Linked DNA regions of Homo sapiens: all the other regions are linked to region 3. Evidence: chromatin contacts called from ENCODE Hi-C or POLR2A ChIA-PET data. All regions are on one chromosome and are shown on one strand. The core of a region is the stretch at or near the end of the contact, and the rest is flanking DNA. Distances in the headings are between cores, read along the strand shown.

Evidence for each region. Hi-C counts contacts between places; a loop is a spot of excess contacts on that map. ChIA-PET counts read pairs that join two places held with the same protein, here RNA polymerase II (POLR2A). Pooled maps may share reads with other maps.
Region 1: a pooled map shows a loop between it and region 3 (9-fold over the local background). The contact joins the enhancer-like site here to the promoter of HNRNPR in region 3. A Hi-C loop is called at or near these places in 3 of 50 pooled maps. POLR2A ChIA-PET finds 5 or more read pairs at or near these places in 2 of 52 experiments (HEK293T and activated CD4-positive, alpha-beta T cell).
Region 2: a loop to region 3 is called in a pooled map, with 17 times the contacts of the local background. The contact joins the promoter of PUM1 here to the promoter of HNRNPR in region 3. A Hi-C loop is called at or near these places in 2 of 50 pooled maps. POLR2A ChIA-PET finds 5 or more read pairs at or near these places in 2 of 52 experiments (K562 and activated CD4-positive, alpha-beta T cell).

The regions. Positions count from the first base shown.
Region 1 is chr1:15,832,797-15,835,798 of GRCh38, reverse strand. It overlaps SPEN-AS1 (SPEN antisense RNA 1), which reads left to right. Exons shown (of 2, transcript NR_024279.1): 2 at 1-1,584. Among named protein-coding and RNA genes, the nearest start is that of SPEN, 13 kb to the left of the region's middle. RefSeq lists enhancers at 151-260, 1-811 and a silencer at 701-930. Within about 2 kb of position 1,383, at least 41 of the 41 ENCODE cell types and tissues checked have a DNase peak (open chromatin) inside an H3K27ac peak, as active enhancers do.
Region 2 is chr1:31,064,326-31,067,025 of GRCh38, reverse strand. It overlaps PUM1 (pumilio RNA binding family member 1), which reads left to right and starts at 1,309. Exons shown (of 22, transcript NM_001020658.2): 1 at 1,309-1,410. RefSeq lists a silencer at 1,003-1,222 and enhancers at 551-1,465, 1,333-1,652.
Region 3 is chr1:23,343,032-23,345,958 of GRCh38, reverse strand. HNRNPR (heterogeneous nuclear ribonucleoprotein R) reads left to right here and starts at 1,675. Exons shown (of 11, transcript NM_005826.5): 1 at 1,675-1,748. RefSeq lists silencers at 1,133-1,252, 1,763-2,122, 2,133-2,202 and an enhancer at 1,158-1,742.

The DNA of each region.
Region 1 (3,002 bases), core at 134-2,633, 7.5 Mb after region 3:
TCTGGAAAGATGGAGCCAAAGGGACGCTGGGGGGTGGGGAGCGCCAGGAAGCAAGCGTTTGAAAGAAAGCGAAAAAACCCAAGCGCACCGCGACACCTCCAACCTTCAAGCCACGGCCCAAGCAGAGCCCAAGGCCACTGAGACCCTCACGCCAGAGAAAAAGCACAGGGACCGCGGCAGCCGCTCCTCCCTCTGCCACTGCTCAGCCCCCGAGACTCCCCAGCACGGGGAGAGGGCAGGGGGTAGCCATGAGAAACCTAGAGCGCTCACTGGACTTTTGCGAGGTGGAAGGAAAGCCGAAACCCGCCCTTTGGAGCCGCCTGTGCGCACGGGCCCCGTCGAGTGGGCTCAGTACGTTAGGACTCAGCGTGGCCGCCAAAGCATTGGTTGGGGGCGTCTTTCACTAATTTTTCCTAGGTTTTCTCTTCTATCGGGCTCTGTGGTCCTTTCACCACCCATCTTCACTTTGGTGGCCTGACGCTAACGCTGCGAGTTGGGGAAACCGTAGTAACCCCGGGCCTGAGGGGCGTCCCGGGCGGCGGTGCTCCGTTTCTTCCAGCGGTTGCCCCTTTAAGAAAAAGCCCCCCGGAGAGGGGCCCGTGTGGCTGAGTAAAGGTGGCGTGCGCCCGCACAAAGGCGCCGCGTTGTTGGCGGGCTCCGGACCCTGTTGCCCCTGGGCGGGGCGGCGTGGGAAGACCGGGGCGCCTGGGCGGGGAGAACGACGTTGGCGCTAGCGGGGCAGGGCAGGGGGAGGGAGTCACGGGATTTAGCAGGTGCTTCTCCGCGACCGAGCGACTGCCATTTTGTGGTGCGGCCGCCGCCATTTCGCGCGGCCGAGGGGCGGGGTGTGGGCGGAGCGGCGGGCGCGCCCGGGCTGTCCCTCGGGGCGGCGGGCTAACGCGGCCGCTTTGTTCTTCGCTTCTCGGCTCGAGGCCCCAGTCTCGACCGCCGACCGCCTCGGAACCGGGCTGCATCCGAGCTGCCACGCGGCGTGTGAACCTTGAAGCGCGGCCGGGGAATCCGCAAGGCGCCGACTCTCTTCCTCCTTGCAAGCCCTTCGAAAGTGAGATTTCTCACCCCACCCTTGCAGGGTGGAGAGAACACGTTTCAAAAAGGGGATGCCTAGAACTCAGCCGTGGGAAGTGCCTGTCTAAAGCCTTGTGCTGGTGCCAGTAGCAAACCCGTGCGCGTGCTCGGCTTTGAGCGATCATGGAGCTCTGCAAATAGCTCAACTGCAGAGCGTGCCCCTTAGAGCTCCTGTGCTGCTGGGAGGCCTCATAAAGGTGCCAAAACCAGGTGTCCCCAGCGGTTGGCCTCTTTAAAAAGAAAAAAAAAAAAAGGCGGAGTGGGATGTCCTTGACGTGCTGAAAGACGGAGTAGAATGAGACGTTGGTTTTCATTGGCTGGCCATTAAGCACGCACTGCGCAACTGTTTTCCAGATACGGGTTTATAGCCCATTATTTATATCGGAGCCATAAACTTGAACAATAGATTGGAATATCTTATTTTTGCCTGTTGAGAATATCTCCCATTTAACTTCTTTTGAAAGTTCAGATGAGTATATAAATAATACATTGACCCAGTAGAATCTATTGTGTGCGTTCCAGCGTCATTTCAAAGAGCTATTGTTTTTCTGATTTCAAAAGAAATATTTAAATGTGAGTCTTTGTGTTTTAATGTTAACCTTGTGGTTCGAAATCAACAAAGCCAGGAAATTCAAGAGAACTGCTGCTAAATTTGTCTTCTTCCTTTGCTTTCGTACAAGGTTTTTTTGTTTAATTTTTTTTAAGTTTTTCTTCACAGCGTGAGTACATAGAAGAGCCAGCCCTTTATATTCTTACTATGTATAATTATAGGGAGTTATTTCAGTAACAGGAGGTAAAGCTCATAATGATAGGATGAAAAGGTAAAAGAACATCTGTTGAAGGAATCGATCAGGATTTGATGGCTTCCAGATGAAAGAAATATCTGAGAAGAGGCTTTTGGATTCCAAATAATTTAGTTTCATTATGACCAAAAGCACTGCATAGAGCTTTAAATTTTTATACCGTATCTTTTGACATCAACTATCCTTTTTTTTTTTTTTTTTTTAAGACAAGGTCTCTGTTTTTTGCAGTAACGAAATCACAGCTCACTGCAGCCTCGACCTCCCTGGACTCAGGTTATCCTCCCACCTCAGCCTCCTGAATAGCTGAGAATAGGCGCGAATCACCACGCTGGGCTTTTTTTTTTTTTTTTTTTTTTTTTTTTGAAGGAGGCTCGCTCTGTCACCCAGGCTTGAGTGCAGTGGATCTTGGCTCACTGCAACTTCCGCCTCGGGGAGTAGCTGGGACTACAGGCACGCCTCAGCACGCCCGGCGAATTTTTGTATTTTTAGTAGAGATGGGGTTTCACCATGTTGGCCAGCATGGTCTCCATCTCCTGACCAAGTGATCCGTCCGCCTCGACCTCCCAAAGTGCTGGGATTTCAGGCATAAGCCACCGTGCCTGGCGCTGGGCTAAGTTAACCTTTTGTAGTGACGGTTTCACCATGTTGCCCCGGCTGGTCTTGAGCGTCTAGGCTCAAGAGATCCTCTCAAAGTGTTGAGCTTACAGGCGTGAGTCACCGCGCCTGGCCTATCCTTCCTTTTGGCGGTGAGAGCTTACAGAATTTTTTTTTAAATGCTGTGTTTTTTTTCTTTTTTGTCTGCACAATGAAAATGAAATAGTGTAAAACTATTAGTTTTAGTGGAAATTTGGAATCTGTTACAGTAGCCTGATAACTCAGGTAAATTATTATGGCTCTAATTAGCTGGGCAGTTTAGATTCGAAGAATGATTGCCCAGCACTTGAACAGACTAGAAGGGTCTGTTTAAACACTCCTAATTCCTGGGGTTCATTTTTATTTATAAAACACATACTTTGGGCCAGGCGCAGTGGCTCACGCCTGTAATCCCAGCCCTTTGGGAAGCCAAGGCGGGCGGATCACGAGGTCAGGAGATCGAGCCCATCCTGGCTAACA
Region 2 (2,700 bases), core at 60-2,559, 7.7 Mb before region 3:
AAGTGATTCTCCTGCCTCAGCCTCCCCAGTAGCTGGGACCACAGGCGCCCGCCACCACTCCCGGCTAATTTTTTTGTATTTTTAGTAGAGACGGGGTTTCACCATGTTGGCCAGGATGGTCTTGATCTCTTGACCTCATGATCCACCCGCCTCGGCCTCCCAAAGTGCTGGGATTACAGGCATGAGCCATCGCGCCTGGCCGTGTACTGCAAATATTTTTTATCCATTTGTTCTACTTTGTTGATGGCATCTCTTCTCGTACAGATGTTTATATTTCTTTCAATATTTTCTTTTATGATCTTTTGACTTTGATTCATGAGTATAAACATTTTCCCTCCTCCAATTATAGAGCTTCTCCCCATATCTTCTTCTGGTCTTTTACAGTATTGCGATTTGTCTGTTTTCAATCTATTTTTTTTTTTTTTTTGAGACGGAGCCTCTCCGTGTCGCCCAGGCTCAAGTGCAGTGGCGCGATCTCTGCTCACTGCAAGCTCCGCCTCCCAGGTTCAGGCCATTCTCCTGCCTCAGCCTCCCGAGTAGCTGGGACTACAGGTGCCCGCCACCACGCCCGGCTAATTTTTTTGTATTTTTAGTAGAGACAGGGTTTCACCATGTTAGCCAGGATGGTCTCGATCTCCTGACCTCATGATCCGCCCGCCTCAGCCTCCCAAAGTCCAGGGATTACAGGCGTGAGCCACCGCGCCCGGCCTTCAATCTATTTTGAGTTTAGTTTGAGACAGTAAGACTAAAAGCACTTAACATACATTATTCCACTTAATCCTCCAGGCCATTCTGTTAAGTGGGGGTTATTTTCTTCTTCATTGTACAAATGTGGAAATGGAGGCAGGTCGATTTAAATAAGGCCGCAGAGCTAGAAAGCTGCAGAGAAGGGGTTTGAACCCTGCACCTCTGGGGCCAGGGCAGTGCGGGTGGCCGTCCGCGAACCCTGCTAGCTGTGGTGCTCGGGGGCAAGCTTCCGAGGGCGCGGCGGGCGCGAGGAGCGCGTCCGAGACTCGGTGGAGCGTCACCGGCGCAACCCCGCGTGCCCAGCTCCAGGCCGTGTTCTCCCAGGTGCGGGCCGGCGGGACCCCGCCTTCGGCCCTGGCGGCGCGCGCTCGCCTAGCGGGCGGGCACTCGCGCGCAGCGTTTGTGTTGCCTGCGAGTTTCCCGAGTTCACACAGGCCCTGGGTTGGCATGGCAACCAGGCAACCTGTTCCAGAGCCGCCAGCCTTCTCCGCACATGCCGCTGCCACCGCCGGGGCCGGGGCCGGAGCCTATCCCAGGATGCACCGCGCCAACCCAGTCCCCAGTGGGCCGCCATGTTGTCGGAGTGAAAGGTAAGGGGGAGCGAGAGCGCCAGAGAGAGAAGATCGGGGGGCTGAAATCCATCTTCATCCTACCGCTCCGCCCGTGAGTATCCGCACCCCACCGGCCCCAAACGCTGCTCCGGACCCCTAACGAGCAGATTGTCCCTTCATATTGGTGTTTGAGAGTGGTTGTGGGGGTGAGAAGGGCTTTGGAAAAGCCGCCGGGGCCCTGGCTGAGGCTTCTCACTCGCTGTTCCTCGTACATGTTTTGGAGTCAGCAGCAAGGCCCCTATTGTTATCAAAGGAGGGAGGGGGTGGGGAGCGGGGTCGAAGCTAGGAAAATGCTGGGGGTTTAGGCCCGAGCCCAGGGCGTAGACGTGCCTCTACATTTTTGCCTGGCCCTGTTGGGAACCACCGAAGATTGATGTTGCCATTCGGGTTGCTTTTTTTGATGGGTTTGCGAAGCCCCGAGTCTTCTGTGTGGCCATGAAGTGTAATTCTGTGCCACCCCGATTTCTTCGACTTCTTGAGCTTCCGTGGCAGCGCCGGAGGAGGAGGAACAATAAATCGCTTTAGAAGCAGCCGTGGCCCTTGTCCACAGGCGAGATTCACCGTGGGGGAACTTTGCGAGCCTTAAATGTGGAGAAGTGGCGATCAGGAAGTTTCAGAATGCTTTTTAGGCTCCTGGGTTGCTGTGGCCTTTTGTTTCCGTGTGAGCTTGTGTTTTTGGTGGGTTCTTCCTTTTTGAGCCTCCCGGTGTTGGTGTCTCTCTTCACTCAAAGAGGGGTTCACCCCTTGCTAGTAGGAAAATCTAGATACACAATACTAGTTTTAGTCCTCACAAACATGCTTGGTAAACATAGATCATTTGTTTTACTTGTCAGTACCATTCCCACGTCAAGTGAGGAATACACTCCTGTAACTTTTCCCTCCTATAGCCCCCCCCCCCCCCCCCGCTGAAAAAACAAAGCCAGAAACCCACACACAGCATTACCAGAGAAGGCTTTATTCTCCCGTAACTTAGATTGTTACCTTTTATTGTTCAATTAAGAAAACACTGTTCTCAGCCCTCGATACCATTTTGCTCAATTCCTGTTATTACTGGGATTAATTAAGAATAAGATTTTATGAAGCTTTTCCTGGGTTCTGTTTTAAAGTCAGTTAACTTCTGAAACAATAGGCTTAGCATTTTGTTTCTTGAAAGCACCTAAAAACTTACTAAGACAGGCCCAACCCCAAGAAATGTGGCTTCCGATGCAGTTTTCGTAAGCAAAATAAACATTTTGACCCTTTGCTAATTTTAACTTTATAAAACACTGGGGGGCTGTTGATTCTTTATCTGGGCTCTTGGGAAACGCTCTCCGGATTCTGAACTTTGAGTTAGTGTTTTGCT
Region 3 (2,927 bases), core at 426-2,925:
TTTTAGTAGAGACGGGGTTTCACTATGTTGGCCAGGCTGGTCTCGAACTCCTGTGCTCAAGTGATCGTCCACTTCGGCCTCCCTAAGTGCTGGAATTACAGGCGTGAGCCACCGCGCCCGGCCTAAGACTCCCAGCATTTCTGTAAATCTCACACCCCATAACACAAAACTTGGATCTACCCAGAGATTTAACTTGGTACTGGGCACATAGTAGTCGTTTTCAATATTTCTTTTTCTTTTTTTTTTTTTTTAAGACGGAGTTTCGCTGTTGTTCCCTAGGGTGGAGTGCAGTGGTGCGATATTGGCTCACTGCAACCTCCGCCTCCCGGGTTCAAGCGATTTTTCTGCCTCAGCCTCCGGAGTAGGTGGGTTTACAGGCACGTGCCACCACACCGGGCTAATTTTTGTATTTTTAGTAGAGGCAGGGTTTCACCATGTTGATCAGGCTGGTCTCGAACTTCTGACCGATACACCCGCCTCGGCCTCCCAAAGTGCTGGGATTACAGGCATGAGCTACCACGCCCCGCCCGTTTTCAATAATTAAATATAGGTTTGTAGGTTCTGAGAAATTTAATCATCCTTGAGTGCATCTGGAAATCTGCAGACCACTGCTTGACTTCCTCCACTTCCTAAGGGTGGGGCATTGGAGTTTGGGGTTGGGAAAAAAGCGCTTGCACCACAGAAGTGAGTTCGGAAGGTTTCTATGAGACGAGACAGGTTTGGACTAAGGACAGGGAACAAATCAGTAGGAATGGCAGGTGAGAAATAGGTTTAGGACTAACACGAATTATAGTGTCCTTTGGGAATTACCCCTTTCCCCTGCATGGCTCTTTTGGCTTCAGAGATGTATATAGCTGCTTTATTTTATGAATATCAAGTAGCTCCAAACCCTGTGGGGAAAAGCTCCCTGCTCTATCACTTGTGTTACACATTGCTTTTGAGTCATTTTAACGATTTCCCTCACAGTCTGCCACCAACGATGTGTGGACGGCAGCCAGGGAGGGAAAGAGGCATTTCTCCGATCGTTCCAAGGAATGATTATCTAGACAAAATCCTCAGCAAAATGACGAGCCAAATCATCCTTAAATCGTGTGCTCACTAGAGGCGAAAAGATGACCGAAAGAGGCCCGAACGCGTGGCTATGGGCGTGTCTGGGGGGAACGCCGGCCGCGGGGGTGCGAGGGAGGACTCGGGGGCTAAGGGCGGCCGGTGGCGGGACGCAAGCGCCATGGCGGAGCTGGGCCAGTGCTGACCATAGGGGGCGGGGCTCCGGAGGCGGCCACGCGGCGCGAGGCCTAGATTTTCGGCCTCGCATCGGCGGCAGACGAAGAGGGAGGAGCTTCGTCCACCCAGGACCCAGCGCCCCCAAGCCTTGCAGCCACCAAGGGCTTCCACCACAGACCCCTTTGTGTGCCTGCCCCCGCCCCGGAGGCGCCCCAGCCAGGGGCGCTGAGCACCCTCATTGGTTCAGCCGGCAGCTTCATCGATTGGCTCTCGAGTCGTCCGGCGTGGTCCGTTTTGCCTGGATACTACTGGTCGTCTGAGCTGCCTGTCAGGCCGCCTCGCCAAGCGATTGCCCCGTAGCTCGGAGTCCCTGGAAGCAGTTCCGGGAAACCCCGCGTGCTGCCGGGATCGCGTCTCAGTCCATCAGGGGGGGGAGGGGGTGGCGCGCGCGCCATTTCTAGTCGTTTTCAAAGCGCCTCGCGCTGATTCTCACGGGCCCGGCTGCCGGCCCCCGCTCTGCCCTGGTGAGTCTCGCGCCGGCCCGTGGGGGGAGGGGCCGGGAGCCCCGATGCGACCCGACTCAGCCCGGGCTCCGTGCCTGGTCCCGTTTCGTTTGCGCTCCGAGGCCCCGGGGTGGGGGTGGGGACGGGCTGGGGGCGGCTTCGGTCTAGTCCGCCCGCGCGGCTGTGGGCCTAGCCCGGCCGAAACGCTTCTCGCCCTCGCTCTTCCTCCCCCCGCCCCTTTAGCCCGCGGTCCGGCCCGCTGGGCGCTCTCCGCGCGGCCTGCTGGGGCCGGCCGTGCTTTTCCCGCCTCCGCTCGCTGCTCCATGCGGCCGGATCCCGCGAAGGGCCTGAGGCGCCCGCGGCCCTGCCGCTTCTCCCCGCCGGAGCCGCTTCGCTCCCGCCGCGGCCGGCCTAGCCCGAGAGGGATGTGCTGATGATCCGGACGGGCCTGAGGGGATGGGGGTGGGGGGCGGAAGGCGGGGTGCAGATCCCAGGGTTATCTGAGCCGGGAGAAAAGTTTTGTGTGAGCAGAAACCGAAAGGCCGATTTGTGTGGGAAGCCTCCCTCCCCTCCCACATTCTGCATGCCGCGGGCTGAGATTTGAAGGAAAAAATGACTACTAGAGGCCGTAGAACTTAGGCTCCAAGCGGCGCCTGAAATGGATAATTCTGAGACTGTCAGAGGCGCACCAAATTGGAAAGGCGATCCTTTTTCTTACACGGTAGTGGCCGTATTGCCAAATTTTTAAAAAAGCCCAGGGCTTCTTGGAAGGTTCAGTCCTTTCACACTACCTGTTTGAGATTTTTGCAGTCCTCAAGTGGCTGAATTGATGTCTCATGAGTCAGTCGTAGGATGAGAGCTCGACACTCCTAAGCCATGAGATAACCGTTAGTCTCATTTCGTTGGTTCTTTTAAAGCCCGTCTCTTAATATGAAGAATTTGCACAGAGAGGTTCAGAAAAAGTCAGGGAGGAGTTAGTGCTGACATCCCGAATCTCCCAGCAGCCCTTTTAAATCTTTAAATGTCTCCTTTTTTTTTGCAAAAATGTTTAGATCAAATGACTCCAGTCACGTTAGTATATTTGCTGCATCCAGAAATATGGTTTGGCTGTGTGGCATTGTGTTGAATGCCACATTTGAATGAGTTTCAAATGGTCTCATATGACATAAAAAGTCTTTTCAAAATGAGCATTTTGTATTT